Regions from separate parts of the Homo sapiens genome. Here region 2 is linked to region 1. The links are chromatin contacts, found by Hi-C in ENCODE. All regions are on one chromosome and are shown on one strand. Each heading gives the region's core, a stretch centred on a gene start or an enhancer-like site at or near the end of the contact. The rest is flanking DNA. Distances are from core to core; before and after follow the strand shown.

The links. Hi-C counts contacts between places; a loop is a spot of excess contacts on that map. Pooled maps may share reads with other maps.
Region 2: a loop to region 1 is called in a map of CD8-positive, alpha-beta T cell, with 9 times the contacts of the local background. The contact joins the enhancer-like site here to the promoter of PDCD5 in region 1. A Hi-C loop is called at or near these places in 2 of 168 maps with a recorded cell type or tissue (CD4-positive, alpha-beta T cell and CD8-positive, alpha-beta T cell) and 7 of 50 pooled maps.

The regions. Positions count from the first base shown.
Region 1 is chr19:32,579,187-32,584,433 of GRCh38, forward strand. PDCD5 (programmed cell death 5) reads left to right here and starts at 2,004. Exons shown (of 6, transcript NM_004708.4): 1 at 2,004-2,141; 2 at 3,009-3,046. The coding sequence starts at 2,076. RefSeq lists an enhancer at 1,454-1,543 and silencers at 1,754-2,483, 1,829-2,005.
Region 2 is chr19:34,131,981-34,137,194 of GRCh38, forward strand. No RefSeq gene overlaps it. Among named protein-coding and RNA genes, the nearest start is that of LSM14A, 38 kb to the right of the region's middle. RefSeq lists a silencer at 2,379-2,788 and an enhancer at 2,772-3,307. Within about 2 kb of position 2,856, at least 38 of the 41 ENCODE cell types and tissues checked have a DNase peak (open chromatin) inside an H3K27ac peak, as active enhancers do; they include CD4-positive, alpha-beta T cell and CD8-positive, alpha-beta T cell, where a contact is called at or near this core.

The DNA.
Region 1 (5,247 bases), core at 754-3,253:
TGGAACCTTCATTCACTGTTGGTTGGAATGTAAAATAGTGCAGTTGCTGTGGAAAATGGTATGGCCATTCCTCAACACAGAATTATCACATTATCCAACAATTTCTCTTCTGGGTATATATCCAAAAGTGAAAGCACAGACCTGAACAGATATTTCTACACCCATGTTCATAGCTGCATTATTAATAATAGCCAAAAGGTGGATGCAACCTAAGTGTCCATTGTCAGATGAATGGATAAACAAAATGTGCTAGGTATATCCATACAATGGAATATATTCAGTCTAAAGAGGGAAAGAAATTCTGCCACATGCTACAACATGAATGAACCTTTAAGACATATGCTAGGTGGAGTAAGCCAGTCACAAAAGGACAAATATTGTATGATTCCACATATACAAGATACCCAGAATAGGCAAATTCATAGAAACTAGAATGAGAATGGGTGGAGACTGATTATTATTCTCAGACCCCTCCCACCCCCACCCATTCCCATTAGAGGCCCCTCACACCAACCTAAATCTTTACTGGGTAGAGTTCCAGTTCAGGATGATAAAAAAAAAAAGTTGTAGAGATTGATGGTGGACAAGGTGGTTCATGCCTGTAATCCCAGCACTTTGGGAGACCAAGGCAGGTGGATCACTTTAGGTCAGAAGTTCGAGACCAGCTTGACCAACATGGTGAAACCCCATCTCTACTAAAAAATACAAAATTAGCCGGGCACAGTGGTGCACGCCTGTGGTCCCAGCTACTTGGGAGACTGATGCAGGAGAATCGCTTGAACCCGGGAGGTGGAGGTTGCAGTGAGCTGAGATTGAGTGACAACTGCACGATAATGCATTTCATACCACTGAAAAGTACACCTAAAAATGGTGAAAATGGTAAATTTTGTATTGTGTATATTTTGCCACAATTAAAACACACAGGCCAGGTGTGGTGGCTCATGCCTGTAATGTTAGCAGTTTGGGAGGCTGAGGCAAAAGGATTGCTTGAGCTCAGGAGATAGAGGCCAGCCTAGGCAACATAGCGAGACCCCATCTGTATTTTTTTAATGTAAAAAATAAAATAACACACACACAGACAAACAAACAGAATCTGTATGAGTCACACGTTTAGGTAGCTGAATATCCTCTCTGCCCCCAATTCCCCCAAGTCAAAGGCAGAAGGGATTTGTTCCACCAAAGAGTTTACACCAGCCACAGCTGCCCACTGCAGTATCCTCCCAGGAAAAGCCCTTTTGTGCGTGGAGGAGGCAGATGGCGAGGAGGCAGATGTGCACTTTTTTTTTTTTTTTTTTTTTTTTTAGAGACAGGGTCTGGCTGTGTCTCCCAGGCTGGAGTGCAGTGGCGAGATCAAGGCTCACTGCAGCCTCGAACTTCCGGGCTCCAGCGATCCTCCTGACACAGCCTCCTGAGTAGCTGGGACTACAGGTGCACATCACCGCGCCCAACTAGTTTTTTAAAATTTTAGTAGAGATAGGCTCTTGCCATATTGCCCAGGCTGGTCTCTAACTCCTGACCTCAAATGACCCTACCGCCTCCCGAAGCGTCGGGACCACAGGCGGCGAGCCACCGGCCGGCCTCTGTGTGCACCGAGGAGCCGGGCAGCCACCGCCACGATCCAGCTTTAGGACATTTCCATCACCCCACTCAGCCTTCCTGCGCCCCTGGTTCCTCATCTATAAATAGAGATAATATACGCCTAACCCTCTAGGTCACCAGCACATTGCACCCATAATTATTATACTTGTTGATGCCACACTTTCAGGTTTTAACCTTTCCAAAGCGCAGCCCCGCCCCAGCGCAGCCCAAGTCCCTGCACGCAGAGGCGCCGATCACGGGTGGGAGGTGGATCCCGGAGGCCCCGCCCCAGGCCCCGCCCCTCCGTGCGCCCAAGCTCGACCGCCTGAAATCGGGGAATCGGGCCTCTGCCGGCGCCCTGGCAGCGGCGCGGGGCGTGGCTCCGGGCTGGATTGGTGGCGCCTGGGCCCCGCGAGCGCCTGCGCAGTGGTCAAGGCCGCGCTCGCGCCGAGGGGCTGCGAGAGTGACCGCGGCTGCTCCAGCGCTGACGCCGAGCCATGGCGGACGAGGAGCTTGAGGCGCTGAGGAGACAGAGGCTGGCCGAGCTGCAGGCCAAACACGGGGTGAGCGCATCAGCCCCCGCCAGGCTTGGCCCTCGCGGGGCGCCGCCCTCGCCCGGAGTGTAGGGCGCGCCTCCGGGGCGGAGGCTCTGGGCGCCTCCCCGGGGCCCCGGTCCCCTGCGCTGCCCTGGCGGCCTCGTGGCCGGCTCAGAGGTGGCCTCGTCGCTTTCCTCGTCGCGAGGGGCCCAGGAGGCTGGCGGCGGGGGCCGCCACGTGCGGGACCTGCCCTGGCGTTGGGGTGTGGGGTCCCCTAGCCTGGAGCGGGCTCGTCCTGGCGGGCCTGGATCCAAGCACAATCTCAGCTTTTGGAGCCAGCAGCCGGACCGAATTCAGTTTTTCCGGAGTTCAGTTGTTATGACCCAAGTTTAGCCGACAGGTATTGAGGGTCCGCTGTGTTCCCGGTGCTGAGAGCGCGGCAGGGTCGGAGGAACGCTTGCCCCGCCGGGATGACAGGGAGGGGCCGCCTGGGAAGCTTGGATGGATCACACGCCCGGAGAGGCGTTTCTGATAAGGGACCGGGACCTTAGGGACGGAGGGCGCAGTCTTTGAGTTATCGTTGTCCCTAATACCGAGGCCCGTTTTATTTTCCAGAAATTATTCCTACATGTGAAACACGGTTTCGTAATACAGGGATTCCCCTCCCCAGGGTGCTCTGTATTCCAAAGCCTTCTGAGGTTGTGGTTTTAGACGTTCATCAAAACGTTGTAAGTGGGAACTAGTTCATTGATTTCTGTGAGGCCCAGTTTCTTATTTGGGGAGTTGTTTCTACCACCGCAAGAGACTGTTATGTATAGGAAACAACAGAACCGTTCCTTTTTCCCGCCGCCTCCCGTGAAATTTCTCTATTAAATTTAAGTTTTTTTTTTCCAGGATCCTGGTGATGCGGCCCAACAGGAAGCAAAGCACAGGTATGGGCTGGAAACGTGAACTTTTTGAAGGGTGGTTTCACCAAATGGATTTCTTTTGCTGTAGTTATTTTAAGCAGGTGTGTGACTCAGATTTTTTTGTTTTGCTGGAATGGTGATTTGGCCAAAATCATCCGCAGGGTATCTTCATTATTGTTAAATAAACACGTGTGCAGCTCCACATCAGACCTTGTATTGCAATTACTGGTTGATGTTTCTCTGCTACAATGTGAGTACCTTAAAAATGAGCCTGATAATAGGCAGCTGTGGCAGTTTCCTCGGCTGTGGGGGTGACGTGAGTCCGGTGCCTCACTTAGTAAGTGCTCAATAAGTGTTAACTGGTAAGCTATTCTGATTGTTTTATCCCAACACAGCGCACAGCACCTGAGACAGATGCAGGTAATTGATTCGGTGGCAGGTTTATTGAATGAGTATGTGATTACCCTATCATGCTATCATTTTTTAAAAATTGTGGTTAAATAAAATTTCACCATCACAACCATTTTTAAGTGTGCTCTTCAGTAGTGTTCACACTCTAGAATGTTTTCATCTTGCAAGACTGAAACCTTTAGCTACTGGACAATTCTCTATTTCCCCTTCCTCACCTTCTTACTCCTCCTCTCCAGCAAATATTTATAGAGCACCTGCTCTGGGTCAGGCACTGTGCTGGGTCTACAGAAATAGGAAGGGAGGGTTCGGGAGAAGACAGACGGTGAGAAGTATCTGGAGTAGTGATAGGAAGTAAAACGACGCAAATTTCATTGATTTCTGCCGTGTACATCTTTTCATTGTCACATATCTGAAATCAGGATGCCTTTTAAAACAGATTGCTCTTGCCCCAGATTCTTCCAGAGGGGATTTACTTTTGACTCTGCTATCACTTGAGTACATTTCTGAGACCATTGAAAGTTAAATTCTCTGCTTGAGGTTTTCCCCTGCCTCCTGCCTAGTAGTGTGAATTCAGACAGCAACCCTGTAAGACTGAACTTTTTTCTTCTTTACGTCAGGGCCAGGTGCATGCAAGCTTTTGTACTGCCCCTTACTGCATGGCATATTTATTTATTCTTTACTTTGTACTGAGAATGTTGCTCTTTGATACCCCAGTGGTGGGATCAGAACTCACTGCAGCCTCAAACTCCTGCTGGGCTCAAGTGATCCTCCCACCTCAGCCTCCTGAGGAGCTGAGATGACAGGCGTGCACCACCATGCCTGGCTAATTTTTTTAAACTTTTTTTTTTTTTAATAGCCTCGCTATATCACCCAGGCTGGTCTCAAACTCCTGGCTTCAAGTGATCCTCCCACCTTGGCCTCCCGAGAAACCCCAGTTTTGAATGGAGATCTCTATTAGACCTCTCATTTTAGGGTTTTTCATTTTTAGAGATACGTAAAACTATGGTGTATCTTAGAATTGATGGCATCTTAGGGTTCTGTGATATAATAGTTTGTGGCAGGCCAGGTGTGGTGACTGAAGCCTGTAGACCCAGCTACTCAGGAGGCCGAGGGGGAAGAATCACTTGAGCACAGGAGCTTGAGCTGATCATAGCTGCAGTGAGCTGTGATTGCACCACTGTACTCCAGCATGAACAGCAGAGTGAGACCCCATCTTTTTTTATTGTTGTTGAGATGAAGTCTCACTCCATCACCCAGGCTGGAGTGCAGTGGCACAATCTTGGCTCACCGTAACCTCTGCCTCTGAGCTTCAAGCGATTCTCCTGCCTCTGCCTCCCAAGTAGCTGGGATTACAGGCACCCGCCACCATGCCCGGCTAATTTTTGTATTTTTAGTAGAGATGGGGTTTCACCATGTTGGCCAGGCTGGTCTCAAACTCCTGACCTCAAGTGATCCACCCACCTCAGCCTCCCAAAGTGCTGAGATTACAGGCATGAGCCACCATGCCTGGCCTAGACCCCATCTCTTAAAGTTTGTGGCAGGGCTGCAGTACTCAAACCATAAAGAAGTGGCCTATGGAAATGAGCTTTAAGCCACATTCCATGAACCGAAGGGCCTCTGAGCTGGGAGTGGATAGTGGGCACAGCCAGCCCCAGCTCTCCCTCTCAGTTGAGCCAAAGCATCTGTGCTCATTTGTTTTTAGATTTCTTAAAGGATTTCATTTGAAAGAAAAAAGAAACAAGTCCATGAGACCACTGTCCTGTGAACGTGAACTACTTTCTATTTGGGTAGGTAGGAAGAAGTGAGGATAGTTG
Region 2 (5,214 bases), core at 1,606-4,105, 1.6 Mb after region 1:
CTTGCCTCAGCCTGCCGAGTGCCTGCGATTGCAGGCGCGCGCCGCCACGCCTGACGGGTTTTCGTATTTTTTTGGTGGAGACGGGGTTTCGCTGTGTTGGCCGGGCTGATCTCCAGCTCCTAACCGCGAGTGATCTGCCAGCCTCGGCCTCCCGAGGTGCCGGGATTGCAGACGGAGTCTCGTTAACTCAGTGCTCAATGGTGCCCAGGCTGGAGTGCAGTGGCGTGATCTCGGCTACAACCTCCACCTCCCAGCCGCCTGCCTTGGCCCCCCAAAGTGCCGAGATTGCAGCCTCTGCCCGGCGGCTACCCCGTCTGGGAAGTGAGGTGCGTCTCTGCCTGGCCGCCCATCGTCTGGGATGTGAGGAGCCCCTCTGCCTGGCTGCCCAGTCTGGAAAGTGAAGAGCGTCTCTGCCCGGCCGCCATCCCACCTAGGAAGTGAGGAGCGCCTCTTCCTGGCCACCATCCCATCTAGGAAGTGAGGGGCGTCTCTGCCCGGCCGCCCATCGTCTGAGATGTGGGGAGCGCCTCTGCCCCGCCACCCCGTCTGGGAGGTGAGGAGCGTCTCTGCCCGGCCGCCCCGTCTGAGAAGTGAGGAGACCCTCCGCCTGGCAACCGCCCCATCTGAGAAGTGAGGAGCCCCTCCGCCCGGCTGCCACCCCGTCTGGGAAGTGAGGAGCGTCTCCGCCCGGCAGCCACCCCGTCCGGAAGGGAGGTGGGGGGGTCAGCCCCCCGCCCGGCCAGCCACCCCGTCCGGGAGGTGAGGGGCGCCTCTGCCCGGCCGCCCCTACTGGGAAGTGAGGAGCCCCTCTGCCCAGCCAGCCGCCCCGTCCGGGAGGGAGGTGGGGGGGTCAGCCCCCCGCCCGGCCAGCCGCCACGTCCGGGAGGGAGGTGGGGGGGTCAGCCCCCGCCAGGCGAGACGCCCCGTCAGGGAGGGAGGTGGGGGGTCAGCCCCCTGCCCGGCCAGCCGCCCCGTCTGGGAGGTGAGGGGCGCCTCTGCCCGGCAGCCCCTACTGGGAAGTGAGGAGCCCCTCTGCCCGGCCAGCCGCCCCGTCCGGGAGGGAGGTGGGGGGGTCAGCCCCCCACCCGGCCAGCCGCCCCGTCCGGGAGGGAGGTGGGGGAGTCAGCCCCCCGCCCGGCCAGCCGCCCCGTCCGGGAGGTGAGGGGCGCCTCTGCCCGGCTGCCCCTACTGGGAAGTGAGGAGCCCCTCTGCCCGGCCACCACCCCGTCTGGGAGGTGTACCCAACAACTCATTGAGAACGGGCCATGATGACAATGGCGGTTTTGTGGAATAGAAAAGGGGGAAAGGTGAGGAAAAGATTGAGAAATCGGATGGTTGCCGTGTCTGTGTAGAAAGAAGTAGACATGGGAGACTTTTCATTTTGTTCTGTACTAAGAAAAATTCTTCTGCCTTGGGATCCTGTTGATCTATGACCTTACCCCCAACCCTGTGCTCTCTGAAACATGTGCTGTGTCCACTCAGGGTTAAATGGATTAAGGGCGGTGCAAGATGTACTTTGTTAAACAGATGCTTGAAGGCAGCATGCTCGTTAAGAGTCATCACCATTCCCTAATCTCAAGTACCCAGGGACACACACACTCTGCCTAGGAAAACCAGAGACCTTTGTTCACTTGTTTATCTGCTGACCTTCCCTCCACTATTGTCCTATGACCCTGCCAAATCCCCCTCTGCGAGAAACACCCAAGAATGATCAATAAAAATAAATAAATAAAAAATAAATAAATAAATAAAAAAGAATATATTTTATTGGCTGGGCACGGTGGCTCGCACCTGTAATCTCAGCACTTTGGGAGGCTGAAGCGGGCGGATCACCTGAGGTCAGGAGTTCGAGACCAGCCTGGCCAACATGATGAAACCCCATCTCTGCTAAAAATACAAAATTATCTGGGAGTGGTGGCGTGCGCCTGTAATCCCAGCTACTTGGGAGGCTGAGGCAGGAGAATCGCTTGAACACGGGAGGCGGAGGTTGAGCCGAGATCGCGCCACTGCACTCCAGCCTAGGCAACAAGAGTGAAACTCTGTCTAAAAATATATTTTTTTAAATTTGTTTTGTATCAAGAAAAAAATACGAAAACATAACTTTATTGTAGCAATCTAATGCAGGTGTCTTTTAAAACTATCTTTTATTTCCAGATGGGACTTGGGAATTTCTTTGTTTTATTTTTTAAATACATTATCTTTCACAAACTCGGGGAGGAACAACTGTTTTTTAACCAAAAACTCCTCACCCAGGAACAAGCAAACTGCCTGAGAGCTGCATCTATTTTGCAATAGTGCCCCTGAAGCGCGCACGACGCCGCAGGGTAGGCGTCCCGCTCCTGACTGGACTCGTGGCACGGTCCTAAATTTGCAGAGGGACCCAGGGAGGATCAACCCACTCGACACTGGCAATGTCCCCACCTTCCCTAGCTGCAAACTGAAACCAGCAGCCGAGCCTCCCGCTCTAGAGGCGCGGCGAGGGGCGTGGCCGCGGCTGGGGTGGGGCTAGGGGCCGGGTCGTGCCCCCCGAAACTGGGCCGTGCCCCCCGCCCACCTCACTGCGCCTGCGCCCGAGGGCGCGGGGCAGGCTGGGAAGTAGCGTTAAGGTGGTGGTTGGGTGCTTTGCGGGTCACTTGTTGCGCTGCCCGCACGTTTGTCGCGGCTCCTGGATGCCTCTTTGGCCGCCTCGCCTGTTCCGGCTCTCTTATCTGCCCAGTCTTCCCGGCCCCTGCCCCGGACCCTCCTGCGCGCCCCTCCGGCTGCCTGTGTGCGACCCCAGCAACCGGCCCGGGGTCTCGCCGGCGCCGTCAGGTCATCGTCCACCCGGCTTGTTCTCAGCTTACCGAGAACGCCCCAGCCCCTGCGCTCCTCCTGTCTTACTTGTGTTGAGTCATTTAATCCGCTTTGCAATTGAGACATTGAAACGGAGACGCTCAGGAACGTGCTTCAGGTCACAGATCCAAGATGAGTTAGGGCCTGGAATTGAGTCGGGCTGCCTGCCACCATTCCACCTTGCATGTCACACCTGGACGAATACCCTGTGCTTCACCTAAATTCGCCTAAATTTTCACTATTTCTTTTTATTTTCTTTTCTTTTTTTTTTTTTTTCTTGATACAAGGTCTTGGTAGCCCAGGCTGGAGTATATTGGCGTGACCAGAGCTAGCTCACTGGAGCTTTGAACTCCTGGGGCTCAAGTGATTCTCCCGCCTCAGACTCCCAAATAGCTGAGGCTACAGGCGCAGGCCACTACACCCGGCTAATTATGACATTTTTGTAGAGGGGGCGGTCTCACTATGTTGCACAGGCTGGTCTCCAACTCCTGGGCTCAAAAGATCTCCCACCTCGGCCTCCAAAAGTGCTGGGATTACCGGCGTGAGCCACCGCATCCGGCCTGTTCACTATTTCTTTTTTCTTGACTTTCTTCTTTTTTTTTTTTTTTCGGAGGCAGAGTCTCACTCTGTCGCCCAAGCTGTAATGCAGTGGCGCAATCTCGGCACACTGCAACCTCTGCCTCCCGGATTCGAGTGATCGCCTCAGCTGGGATTACAGGTGCCTGCCACCACGCCTGGCTAATTTTTGTACTTTTAATAGAAACAGAGTTTTGCCATAATGGCCAGACTGGGCTTGAACTCCCGACCTCAAGTGATTCACCCTCCTCGGCCTCCGTAAGTGCTGGGATTACAGGTGTGAGCCACTGCGCCTGGCCTGTACACTATTTCTTAATCCCTGCCAGGGCGGTGTTATCTTTGCAGCTGAGAGTTCTAAGTGACTTGACAAAGGACACTAGCGCAACTTTAATAGCAAAGCCTGGGCCATTTCCACCACCACATGTGTGGCCTGTGTTCTTTCCCACACCTTTTAAAATTTTAAACAGCCTTATTGAAGTGCTGGTGTAAAGCCTGTACATATTTAAAGCATACAGTTTGCCTTTTACATATGTGTGTATACATCCCTGAAACCACCACCACAATCAAGAGAATGAACATAAAAGTTTCCTTCTGCTCATTTATAATCCTTCCTCCCAGTCACAGCCTACCGTATCAGTCCCTCAGATAACAGTGAATCTGCTTTTGGTCACCGTGGATTAGTTTGCGTCCTGTAGAATTATATGTTAAGGAATCATATACTATCTGCTTTTTCTCAGGGTAGAGGACAGTTACTGAGGCCAAGGGGTCACTTCATGATGAGCATAGAGGCCAATACTATGGCATGAGATTTTGAGAAAAGGAAAGCTTTATTGCCAGTTGACCAGCAAGGAGACAGGAGGCCAGATCAAGTCTATCTCCCCATGCTGGCCTTAAGGCAGTACATTTATTAGGAAGGTTTAGGGGATGAGTTAGGGATCAACAGGTAGAAAGAAAGGGGAGGTCTGGAAAGTCCTTGGGCATGCACAGTTGTCTCTTGATGGGTTGCATGTGCAAATCCAGGATGCGAGAGTGAATATGGAACATGCTGCGGAAGTTCAGACTGTGATGTCAGCAGCCTCTTTCTGCACAGACTCCAGTTGGCCATGTTGGTTCCAACTGATTTCAGCCAGTTTCGTTCTCTTATAATTAAAGGGAGTTTCTGCAAAATGTTTCTTGTCTTATCTGCCATCATGTAAGCTCAAGAATTCCTGGCGGGGTGTGGTGGCTCACGCCTGTAATCCCAGCACTTTGGGAGGCCGAGGTGGCTGGATCACCTGAGGTCAGGAGTTCGAGACCAGCTGACCAACATGGTGAAATCCCGTCTCTACTAACACCACAAAAATTAGCTGGGCATAGTGGCAGACGCCTATAATCCCAGCTGCTCCGGAGGCTGAGGCAGGAGAATCGCTTGAACCCGGGACAAGGTTGCAGTGAGCTGAGATCACACCACCGCACTCCAGCCTGGGGGACAGAGCAAAATTTTATCTCAAAAAAAAAGAATTCCTGTTAGTCACCTGTTTAACCCTTTGGGGTACGATTTCACTTCTTAGCTCTGTGCTTGCAAAATAATTAGACATCCTGTTATCAAGAAAGTATGGCCAGATAAAACTGGTCTGGAAGTTACACAGTCAAGCTTAACTATTTTGAAATTCACCCATGTTGCTGAATAGATCAGTAGTTCATTTCTTGTCATTGCTGAGTAGAATTCCATTGTATTGATATACTGCAATTTTTTAAATCCATTCCTCCATTGTTCACTTTTCAGTTTCTGGCTATAACAAACAAAACTTCTATCAACATGGGTGT